Regions from separate parts of the Homo sapiens genome. Here region 2 is linked to region 1. The links are chromatin loops, found by intact Hi-C in ENCODE. Cell type or tissue: IMR-90. All regions are shown on one strand.

Region 1 (5,000 bases):
ATTTTCCACTGTAACAGAACAGACTGTTCCCTCTCCCTCAAATCAGCAAGTTTCAAGTTTCCACTGCAAGAATACCACTTCAGTACAATACAGGAAAGCTTTCTGGAATATAATTTCAGAAAGATGATGAAAGAGGGAAAGGCAAAATACAGTTCTCTTAGCTTTTGGTGGGTTTCACTTCCTTCAGTCCCCACTCTGCCCCCAACCCCCAATCACACATAGCTCCAGATCTCTTTGTATTTTTATTTTGAGTACCTGCTCCAATTCATAGGCCTTTGCCTTATCCTCATCCCGGTCTGCATTCTTCCGATAGGCCAGGCCCAAACCCCACACAGCCAAGATGCTGTACACATTATCTCGGACCCAAGCATCTTTCTGATCATAGCTGGCTGGAAGCAAGCCAGTCACTGGATTCTGCAAGGTCAAGAAAAAGAGGGCAGGAAGGTAACCATAGGTGTTAACATCAGGAAACAGAATCTTCCAAATGGGTTTTTTAGGGACTTTGGTCTTTCTTCTACTTCTCCACTCTTGAGTTTTATAACCTCCTCTTCTTCTGACCTATTGCAGGCAAATGCTATCTTCCCACCTTCCCAAGCTTTACTGAGCTATATTCAACACATTAAAAATTGTGTATATTTAGGGAGTACAACATGATGATTTATGTATTCATTGGAAAATTACCAAAATGACGTTTATTAACACATCTATTACCTCACAGCTACCTTTTTTTTTGGTGTGGTGAGAATACTTAAGATCTACTCTCTTAGTAAATTTCAAGTATACAGTACAGTATGATTAACTACAGTCACCATGCTGCTGTACATCAGATCCCCAGAACTTACTCATCTTATAACTGAAACTTTGTGCCCTTTGCAAATACTATCTTGAATAAGGGGTAAGCGGTGGCTGAAGCCTTTCGAGTCTGAAATGTGGGTATTATTAAAGGCACAATTAAAGGTATTATTAAGTGCATTTATAATGGGTATTATTAAAAGAAAGTTTTACCTTTCTAGTTAGAATGAACTAGCGAACTAGCAATGAAAAACCAGCAGAAAAAATATATAATTAACAGGGGCGGGAGAACCTGCTACAGACAGATACAGATACACACACAAACACACACGCGGAGTTCATGCAAGGTCTCCGTCACACACACACACACACACACACACACACACCCACACACGCACGCACGCACGGAGTTCATCCAAGGTCTCCGTCCAAGCTATGACAAGCTACATCCTCGCTCGGTGATTACGAGAGACACCCCTGCAGTTACCTGATGGCACAGGATGGTCTGTTGCACCAGTCGAGCGTAGCCGTCCAGCCGGACCCCGGAGTTACTCCGGCTCCTCATGGCGACACGTTACTAATTGTCCTCTGAGAAATAGCCCGGGTGCCACCGGAGCCTTCGGTCCCTAAGGAACAAGTATCCAACGCTGCTCCACCCTCGTGGTGGGACGCCTGAACACCAGGCCCCGCAGAGCCCTCCCACCGCTCAGGCCTGGCGCCGCGGATTCCGCGTACCTCTCCGGACTCCGGCGGCCTCAGGGGCCCACCACGCGCCAGCGCTAGCACTGGCTTCCCGCGGTCTAGAGCCCCGCCGCAGCGCCCCAGGCGCCGCTCCTGCCCCCTTAGTCCAGTCCGGCCTCCGCGTGTGACTCCTGCATCCTCCCCTCAACCCCGGGAGACCGCCGCGGCCCACAGCCTCCCGCCCGGCCGCCGCCAACAGGTCAACGACCGCTGCGCCGCCTCCACCTTGCGGGAGACGCGAGCGGGAGGCGGGGCGGGCGCGACTGGTTCTGGCAGCTGCGCGCTGCGACCCCGGGGCTCGCCCGCCCCGGGGCCGAGAATGTGTCACCGTAGGCAATGTGCTTTCCGAGGTTTATTTTCGAAACACCTCAGATCACTATTTCAGTTTTCCACACTTGCTGTGCACACAGGATGTTGGGGAGGCTCTCCTTCGTTCTACAGGACTAGTTTTATAAAGGAACCTACAGTGAACTTCAAAACTGAAAGACACGCTTGTGTTCCAGGTCTGAAGACTTGGATTTCTGGGTCTTTATTGTATTTTAGATTTTGACTTTAAAAGCTCAGATTACACGCCTCACTTCCAGCCAGACCAACCAAACAGGAACTCCCTAGGGTACTTTACTCCTTAGTAACTGGCGAGTCTGCGGGCTTGGGAGGGAGGAGGCAGTGGTGCACTCTGAGGAAGCCAGTGCGGGGAACAGCTGGGAGCTGGCAGCCCCAGAAGGCGGCGTTGGCAGGACTCGAGCTGGAAGAGATCCTATAACTGCTTTGGATGGCTCCCTCGTGCGCACGTAGGTCACAAGGCTGAGGCAACAAATATTCAGCTGAAAATAAAGTGGAGAAGGAAGGCTGCGTAAGAAGCTTGGAGGCCGGGCGCGGTGGCTCACTCCTGTAATCCCAGCACTTTGGGAGGCTGAGGAGGGCAGATCACCTGAAGTCAAGAGTCCGAGACCAGCCTGGCCAACATGGCGGAACCCCATCTCTACTAAAAATACAAAATTAGCCCGGCATGGTGGCGCGCGCCTGTAATCCCAGCTACTCGGGAGGCTGAGGCGGGAAAATCGCTTGAACCCAGGAGGCAGAGGTTGCAGTGAGCCAAGATCGTGCCACTGCACTCTAGCCCAGGCGACAGAGTAAGACTCCGTCTCAAAAAAAATAAAATAAAAATAAAATAATAAAAGCAGCTTGTAGTGGCCGGGTGCGGTGGCTCACGCCTGTAATCCCAGCACTTTGGGAGCCTGAAGTGGGCGGATCACTTGAGGTCAGGAGTTCAAGACCAGCCTGGCCAACATGGAGGAAACCCCCCCCCCCGCTTCCCCCGCCGCCGATACAAATACAAAAATTAGCCGGGCGTGGTGGGGCGCTCCTGTAGTCCCAGCTACTCGGGAAGCTGAGGCAGGATAATCGCTTGAACCCTGGAAGTGGAGGTTGCAGTGAGCCAAGATCGCGTCACTGCACTCCAGCCTGGGAGACAAGAGCGAAACTCCGTTTCAAAAAAAGAAAAAAAAAAGGCAGCAGCTTGCAGATAACGCTGCTTACTGGCCTCGTGGAATCAGTCTGCAACCCTTGGGGCGGCCCGGCTTGGACCCCAGTGCCTTTGCTCCGTTCATCTCCGGCTCCTCCCTCCATCCCCCACCTGTTGCTCTCTGCTTATTCAAACCTTGCAAACCTTTCAAGGCTCTGCTTAAGTACCACCTATTCCCTGAATCGCGGGATAAGAAAATTAGACCGATTGACTTCAAGTTCTAAACCTTCCTTAGCCACCTCATCCAGGCCACGGTGACTTTGCATTTTCGTTTATCTTTTTATTTCTCTCCTCATAAGCTCCCTCCATTCCACCCCAAAACCTCCGCCCAATTTAGCATAGAGGCAGGCACCTAGGAGATGACTAGTAATTTGGTAATGATGATGAGGAAGGAGGGAATGTTTAAGAACTCAAATATGGGACTTTCAGGTTCAACAGCCAGTGATATAGTTAGATATCGTGACACACTTAGAGTTCTCAAGGAGATGCTTTCCATTGCAGTGATTCGCCACGCAAATGCAATGACTGGCAAATAACAAGCCACTTCAAAATCTAGGTGCACAGTGGAAGAAAAAGTCTCTCCATGGAAAGCAAGTGCATCTTGGACTTGCATCTTTTTTTATTTTTATTTTTTGAGGCGGAGTCTCGCTCTGTCGGTCAGGCTGGAGTGCAGTGACGCGATCTCCGCTCACTGCAACATCCACTTCCCGGGTTCAAACTATTCTCTCCTGCCTCAGCCTCCCGAATAGCTGGGATTACAGGCGCCTGCCACCACTCCCGGCTAATTTTTGTATTTTTAGTAGAGACGGGGTTTCACCATGTTGGCCAGGCTGGTCTCGAACTTGAACTAGCATCTGGATCATCCCTGCTCTGCCCCTAACTCGCTGACATCTTCCCCTCAGCTGTAGCCTCAGAAGCCGTTTCTCCACCCTTGTGCCTCCTTCAAGCTAGAGCCTCTCTTTTTCTTCGCTTCACCATGATTTAAACATGTTTATGAAACATTAAATATTTATATTTATGTTAAATCTTAAATATATTTATATTAAATATTAAAGTAATACACACTAAATAAAACATGGAAAGTATAGAAAAGTAAAACAAAGAAAATACTAAAATCACCCATAATTCCTTCGCACAAACACCTGTTAATATTTTAATTTATTTTTCCAGCTCTTTTATTTCTTCTGCATAGACCTTCCCCACTCCCCTTCAAGCTATTTAGAAGTTTGAGTAGATTAGGTATGGCAAAGGTAGGGTGTCACTACAAAAGACTACTGGCTGGCTATCAAGAGGTCTTGCTGGATGGCATTGCCTTGGTGCTTTTTCAACCTCGGTCCAGGCTGGACTTTGAGTCTTGCAGTCTCGGAAACTGGATCTGTTCAGTGTCCCAGAACCAGTCAGAGTCAGGAGGCTGACTCGTGCTGATTACCTCACGGGAGCCTGATGTATGAAAACCAGGATGCTGTTTGATAATGAGAAATAGAACTATGACACCGTTTATATTGGCCTGACCACCACATTCCCTCCCTTTAATAATGTGCAGCCTCACTACATACCAGGTGCTGTTTGCTTTGTACACTAACTCTATGAAGTAGGCACTATTGCTAATCCCATTGGAAAGATGGAGAAACTGACAAGTCTGCTGTGTCCATGTTGGCCTCACTGATTCTCTCTTTTCTCCACTTCCATGGCTTACTGGCACATTCTTTCCTTACATATGTCAAAATCATCAAACGACTTATAGACAAGACTTGCCAGTGGAAGGCATTATGTTTCATGAAGGTGATTTTTCTCTTTGATTCATTGTACATTCACTTTATAGTGTGACTCTCAAATAAAATTGTATTTCCAAGTTCCTGAGACAATTTTCTTGTTGCTCCCTTATATTACTGAAATTTTTTCATCATACCAATTTCTTAAAATTCATAAAGTTTAAAACTTC
Region 2 (5,000 bases), 150 kb before region 1:
CAAACAAACACTCCAAAGGACTTCTCCTCTAACTCCAAGAAGCACCTAGGAAGAGCCTTTTCACAAGCCCTTTGTCTTTGAGAGACATCTACCTCTGGGTTGCTACTTTCATTAGAGGAGCATGAGCCCTCTTCTTGATTCTTCAGCCTTTTGTTTTAAACCTATTAGCGTCAATTTTCCACCTTTTTAAAAATCTGTTTGCCACTTCTTTTAAGAACTAGCTCTAAAATTCACTTCTGCCAAGACTTCCATGATTAATTTCTTTCTACTGATAAGTCTCTTCAGCTCATACATATATTCCATTGGTACCATAACTAATGTTGTTCTCTATTCTAATTTTGTTAATGTTTCTAGACTGTAAGTCCCTCGAAGACAGGGGAATTTCTAGAAAGCCGAAAAGGAATTTAGAGACTGTCTAGTTGTATCCTTTGTTCATTTTATTGATGAAGAAACTGAGGCCTAGGGAGGGTAATCAGTCCAAGTCAGTTAGCCAAGTTAGAAAAACTAGGTGTAGAGCCCAGGTGTCCTGACTTTGAGCAGTGTGCTTTCCACTATATTAGGTAATCTTTTTTCTATTTCACTTGGATTTCTTCAGAATGCCTTGTAAAGTGCCACATACACACACGTCTCTCTGTAAATGTCAATACAATAAGCATAAGAGTTTACATAACTGAGAAACTGACTCAAGGAAAGAGTCAGAAAACAGAAAGGTCATTTTCTTACTTCTTTGCATGATGCCACCCTCCAGACCAGTTAATTGCTACTTTGCACATTCCGTCAATCAGGCATTGGGCAGCTGTGATCGTAGCCCCTCCTATAGCTGCTGCATAGTCAAATATCCCTTCAGTGGCTGGGCAGTCATAACCTTAGGGCAAAAATCAGAAGAGCTGGTTAAAAGGTGAACTGGAAAAAGAGGAGGAATAGGTTGAGGTGTGACAACAACCTAACCTACTAAAAAGCCACTGTGCTAATATCAGCTCCAACTGAGACAGAAACAACTCCAATGTTGGGGATATAATATTTTAAAAGGTTAGAGCTAGAAAGGATAAACCCTCCTGATGAACTAGTCACAGGCTACAGATAGAGAAACCAAGCCTGAGAGGTGATGTGTCTTGTCAGTGGTCACACAGAGCCAGGCTTGGGACCCAGCTCTGTTGACCCCCCAGTTCAATGTTCCTCTGCTAAACCATGCTGTTTTTCTAGACTATCCTGCAGGTCACTTACAGTTTTAAAAAATGCAGCTGTTTAATGAGGGGTGAGGTACAAAAACTTAGCCAGAACATAAATCTGTACTCCAGTTAAAATATAAGGTCACAGGACAGCTAAATCAGCATATACACAGCCAGACCAGATCTGAGCACTGCCAGTAGGGCATAAGCAACTGAAAGGTTTTCTTTCATCTAACCCTTCATGTGGTTTTGCTCAACTCATATGGTTTGCTTGTTTAGTGAGTTATATGTGGCTAAACCAAAAGATTAAGATTGACAGTTAACACATGATTTCTTAACGAAAAATATTAAAAAAATCATACAAGTTATAAAAAAAATTAGTCTGTCCATCTCCCATCACTGCCTGGTAATGACTTTACCTAGCCCATATTCTATGGAGTCCGGATGATCATCATCGCCCTCTTGGCTGACCTTCTGGAGATGCTGCAGATAAGCATCAGTGTGGAAGGTGGCCATCTCCTCCATGGAGGCCACTTTAGGCTTAACTATCCTAATAATAACAGAGAGAACAAAGAGAGGTCAGTGAGTCAGACCCAGCGTATGCCAGAAGCTAGAAACAGAAGCCAGCAGTCTGAGAAGAAAATACGTCTCAACTTCTGGTTCCAATAGGCTGGAGTAATAAACATATTCTGTTCTTCCACTGCACTGTGCGGTCTTCACTGCCTCACATCTACAGTAGTGACTCTATTAATAAGGGGCAAGAAGATAGATTTTCCCTTGAGTTTATAGGTAAGTAAACAAAAGTAATTATATTCAAGTTAAACAAATAATCAGGTATCAGACAGACTTTACCCTGTGAGTTACAACTTTCAGGACAAACTAGTAGGCAGGGATATTTTCATTTGAACCAGTTGCGAATTGGGCTATCTAATCCTTTCAGCTATATCTTTATTTTAATAGGCAGCTATGTTATCATGCATTTTGAATTTGGAGTCAGATTTGGAGTCAGAGAATTGGGTTCCTGTCCTAATTCTGTACTTACTAGCTCTATAACCTCAGATAAGTCAACTGTTCTGTAGTTCAGTTTTCTTATTTGTAAAATGGGGAACTTTATGGGACTTATGTGAAGATAAAAGGATAACACATACAAAAATGCTTGGTGGATAACTATCATTCTATTAACAGATAAAAAATGGGCAACCCAAAATGTAATGTTTCTAGACTTGGACCCTCCTATCTGCCTCTGAGAGCGAGGCGAGAAGGGGCAAAATGGTTGGAACCGGACTTCACTCAGAACCTCTCAACCTACTCCTCACGAAAAATGACAAATAGAAGCGAGTGAGGGAATAAAGGGAGCTAACCCAATAAGAGGCCTTACCACATCTAACCTCTAGCTGCCTATTCCCCATTTCCTCTTCTTGACCCCACAGCTGCCACTACTGTTCTCTAGCCCTTGCCACTTAAAGGGTGGTCCATAGACCAGGAGCATCAGCATTCCCTGGGTGCTTGTTAGAAATGCAGAACTTCAGACTTGCCTCAGACCTGAGTCAGAATTTGTATTTTAACATGATGATTTTTAAACAAGATGACACATTTTAAGGTGATTCATATACACATTCAAGTTGAAGGAGCCCTGACCTGGGCCACAGGGAGGCAGCAGTGGTTTTAAATGTCTGCTGAATGGGAACACAGCCATGAGTTTACGATGAATGAATACGACTATACAGGCTACTACTATCACCAAGGTAGCTGGAAGAAATCCTGTGGTTTGGCCTCAAAAGTGAAATACATAGCCAAGACCCAAGAATTCTTGCTTCTTCTTAAAGAAGACAAATCTATACCACCAGAGGTGAAAAATCTACCCATTAAAATAAAAATTTTGTAATATCTCGGACCGTATTTCCCAGTCCTAAAAGCTCCCTCTTCTAGTACCCTTCCATTTATTTTGGTAAATGTTAAAAAACACTTACTGAAAACCTCCCTATTTAACAGTAAGCAAACTGGACAGTTTTGCTTTGCTTTGATATCTTGTTTGTCATAAAATAATTTTTTGAAATGTTAAATAACTTTAATGGAAGGCATATAGTTACTATGTTAACCAAACCATATGGGTTAAAAAATGGCTTAAAATGGGTGTGGTGACACGTGCCTGTAGTCCCAGCTACTCGGGAGGCTGAGGCAGGAGAATCGCTTGAACCTGGGAGGCGGAGGTTGCAATGAGCCGAGATCGCGCCACTGCACTCCAGCCTGCGCGACAAAGCAAGACTCCATCAAAAAAAAAAAAAAAAGGCTTAAAAATTCCCTTTAAAAGGTACAAAATGATTTTGTTAATAATAAGGATAAAATCTGAAAGCCTATTATTACACTACCTTCTGGGAGATAAATGAAGCATAGCACACTAGTTGGTATGAGCACTCACCTATTTGGCCAGAAATTGTCATAAGTAATCCTATATGTGGCAGGGTTATATTTGCTCTTATAACGACATCAAATACAGAAATGGCAATAAACAGCAAGTTCATGTTTTTGGAAGAAACAGTTAGCTCTCTCTTGAGTTCTGGCGCAGTCTTGGCAGTTTTCTTTGGTCTTTTTTGTTTGTTTGTTTTTTGAGACGGAGTCTCACTCTGTCACCCAGGCTGGGGTGCAGTGGCGCAATCTCGGCTCACTGCAAGCTCCGCCTCTCGGGTTCACACCATTCTCCTGCCTCAGCCTCCCGAGTAGCTGGGACTACAGGCGCCTGCCACCACGCCCGGCTAATTTTTTGTATTTTTAGTAGAGACGGGGTTTCACCGTGTTAGCCAGGATGGTCTTGATCTCCTGAGCTCATGATCCGCCTGCCTCAGCCTCCCAAAGTACTAGGATTACAGGCGTGAGCCACCACGCCCGGCCTTCTTTGGTCTTGATCTGTCTCCAGCCTCACCCATTAAAGTTTGGTGCTGGTGGTGGGTTGTCTAAAAGTCTTAGGTTGAACTCACACCCTCAAATCTGGCTTAGAATGAAACGAAATCAAAAGAAAAATGGAACACCTCCTAGCTGAACACCTTTTTGTATGAGACAGGTTTTAATACCCAAATGTACTCAAAATCTCCACAATGCACTGCACCTACCCCTGGGATACTTAACCAAGCAATCGAGCTGTATTTCTAATGAACCTTAACTGCTTCCTGCACTTTCCACTCCCCTGTCCCAAGTTTTCTTTTCTTTTTCTTTCTTTCTTTCTTTTTTTTTTTTTTTTTTTTTTTTTTTTTTGAGACGGAGTTTCACTCTTGTTGCCCAGGCTGCAGTGCAATGGTGCAATCTCGGCTCACTGCAACCTTCACCTCCGGGGTTCAAGCGATTCTCCTGCCTCAGCCTCCCGAGTAGCTGGGATTACAGGCGCCCGCTACCACGTCCGGCTAATTTTTTTGTATTTTTAGTAGAGACGGGGTTTTGCCATGTTGGGCAGGCTGGTCTCAAATTACTGACCTCAGGCGATCCACCCACCTAGGCCTCCCAAAGTGCTGGGATTACAGGCGTGAGCCATGCTCTCGGCCCCCCAAGTTTTCTTAATTCTTCAAGAGCTTTCTTGGGATTACAGGCAGATTACAAACACTGTGAATACTTTCACAGAAAGCTAAAATAATTTTTTCAAAAGACCATTCTTTTCCTTGCCCCACTGTGAAGCAGGATATTAAGGCTACGAACACCTAGCTTCAGGGCTATGTTCAAGAAAGACAACTTACCTCATCTGCTTATGCAGTGCATATGCTTCAATCAAAGAATGCACCATACTGGCCTAAAAACATCAGCGTAAAAAAAAAAAAAGAAAAGCAGAAATAGTCTCTTTAAAGT

The links. Hi-C counts contacts between places; a loop is a spot of excess contacts. Peaks named below come from ENCODE experiments on the same cell type or tissue, not always from the same donor. Only the 100,000 strongest peaks of a DNase experiment are listed, where the experiment ranks them.
Region 2: a loop joins it to region 1, with 6 times the contacts of the local background. A loop is called at or near these places in 4 of 110 quality-filtered maps.

Annotation. Positions count from the first base shown.
Region 1 is chrX:72,712,524-72,717,523 of GRCh38, forward strand. It overlaps PHKA1 (phosphorylase kinase regulatory subunit alpha 1), which reads right to left and starts at 1,783. Exons shown (of 32, transcript NM_002637.4): 1 at 1,280-1,783; 2 at 256-414. The coding sequence starts at 1,357. RefSeq lists enhancers at 1,087-2,071, 2,072-3,060 and a silencer at 1,764-1,913. In IMR-90, a CTCF peak has its summit at 2,262; a DNase peak (open chromatin) is centred at 2,178; H3K4me3 peaks cover 1,416 bases; H3K27ac peaks cover 767 bases.
Region 2 is chrX:72,567,166-72,572,165 of GRCh38, forward strand. HDAC8 (histone deacetylase 8) reads right to left here. Exons shown (of 11, transcript NM_018486.3): 2 at 4,892-4,944; 3 at 1,589-1,719; 4 at 724-865. Among named protein-coding and RNA genes, the nearest start is that of HDAC8, 3.2 kb to the right of the region's middle. In IMR-90, a CTCF peak has its summit at 2,805 (motif pointing right); a DNase peak (open chromatin) is centred at 2,836; H3K4me3 peaks cover 183 bases; H3K27me3 peaks cover 312 bases.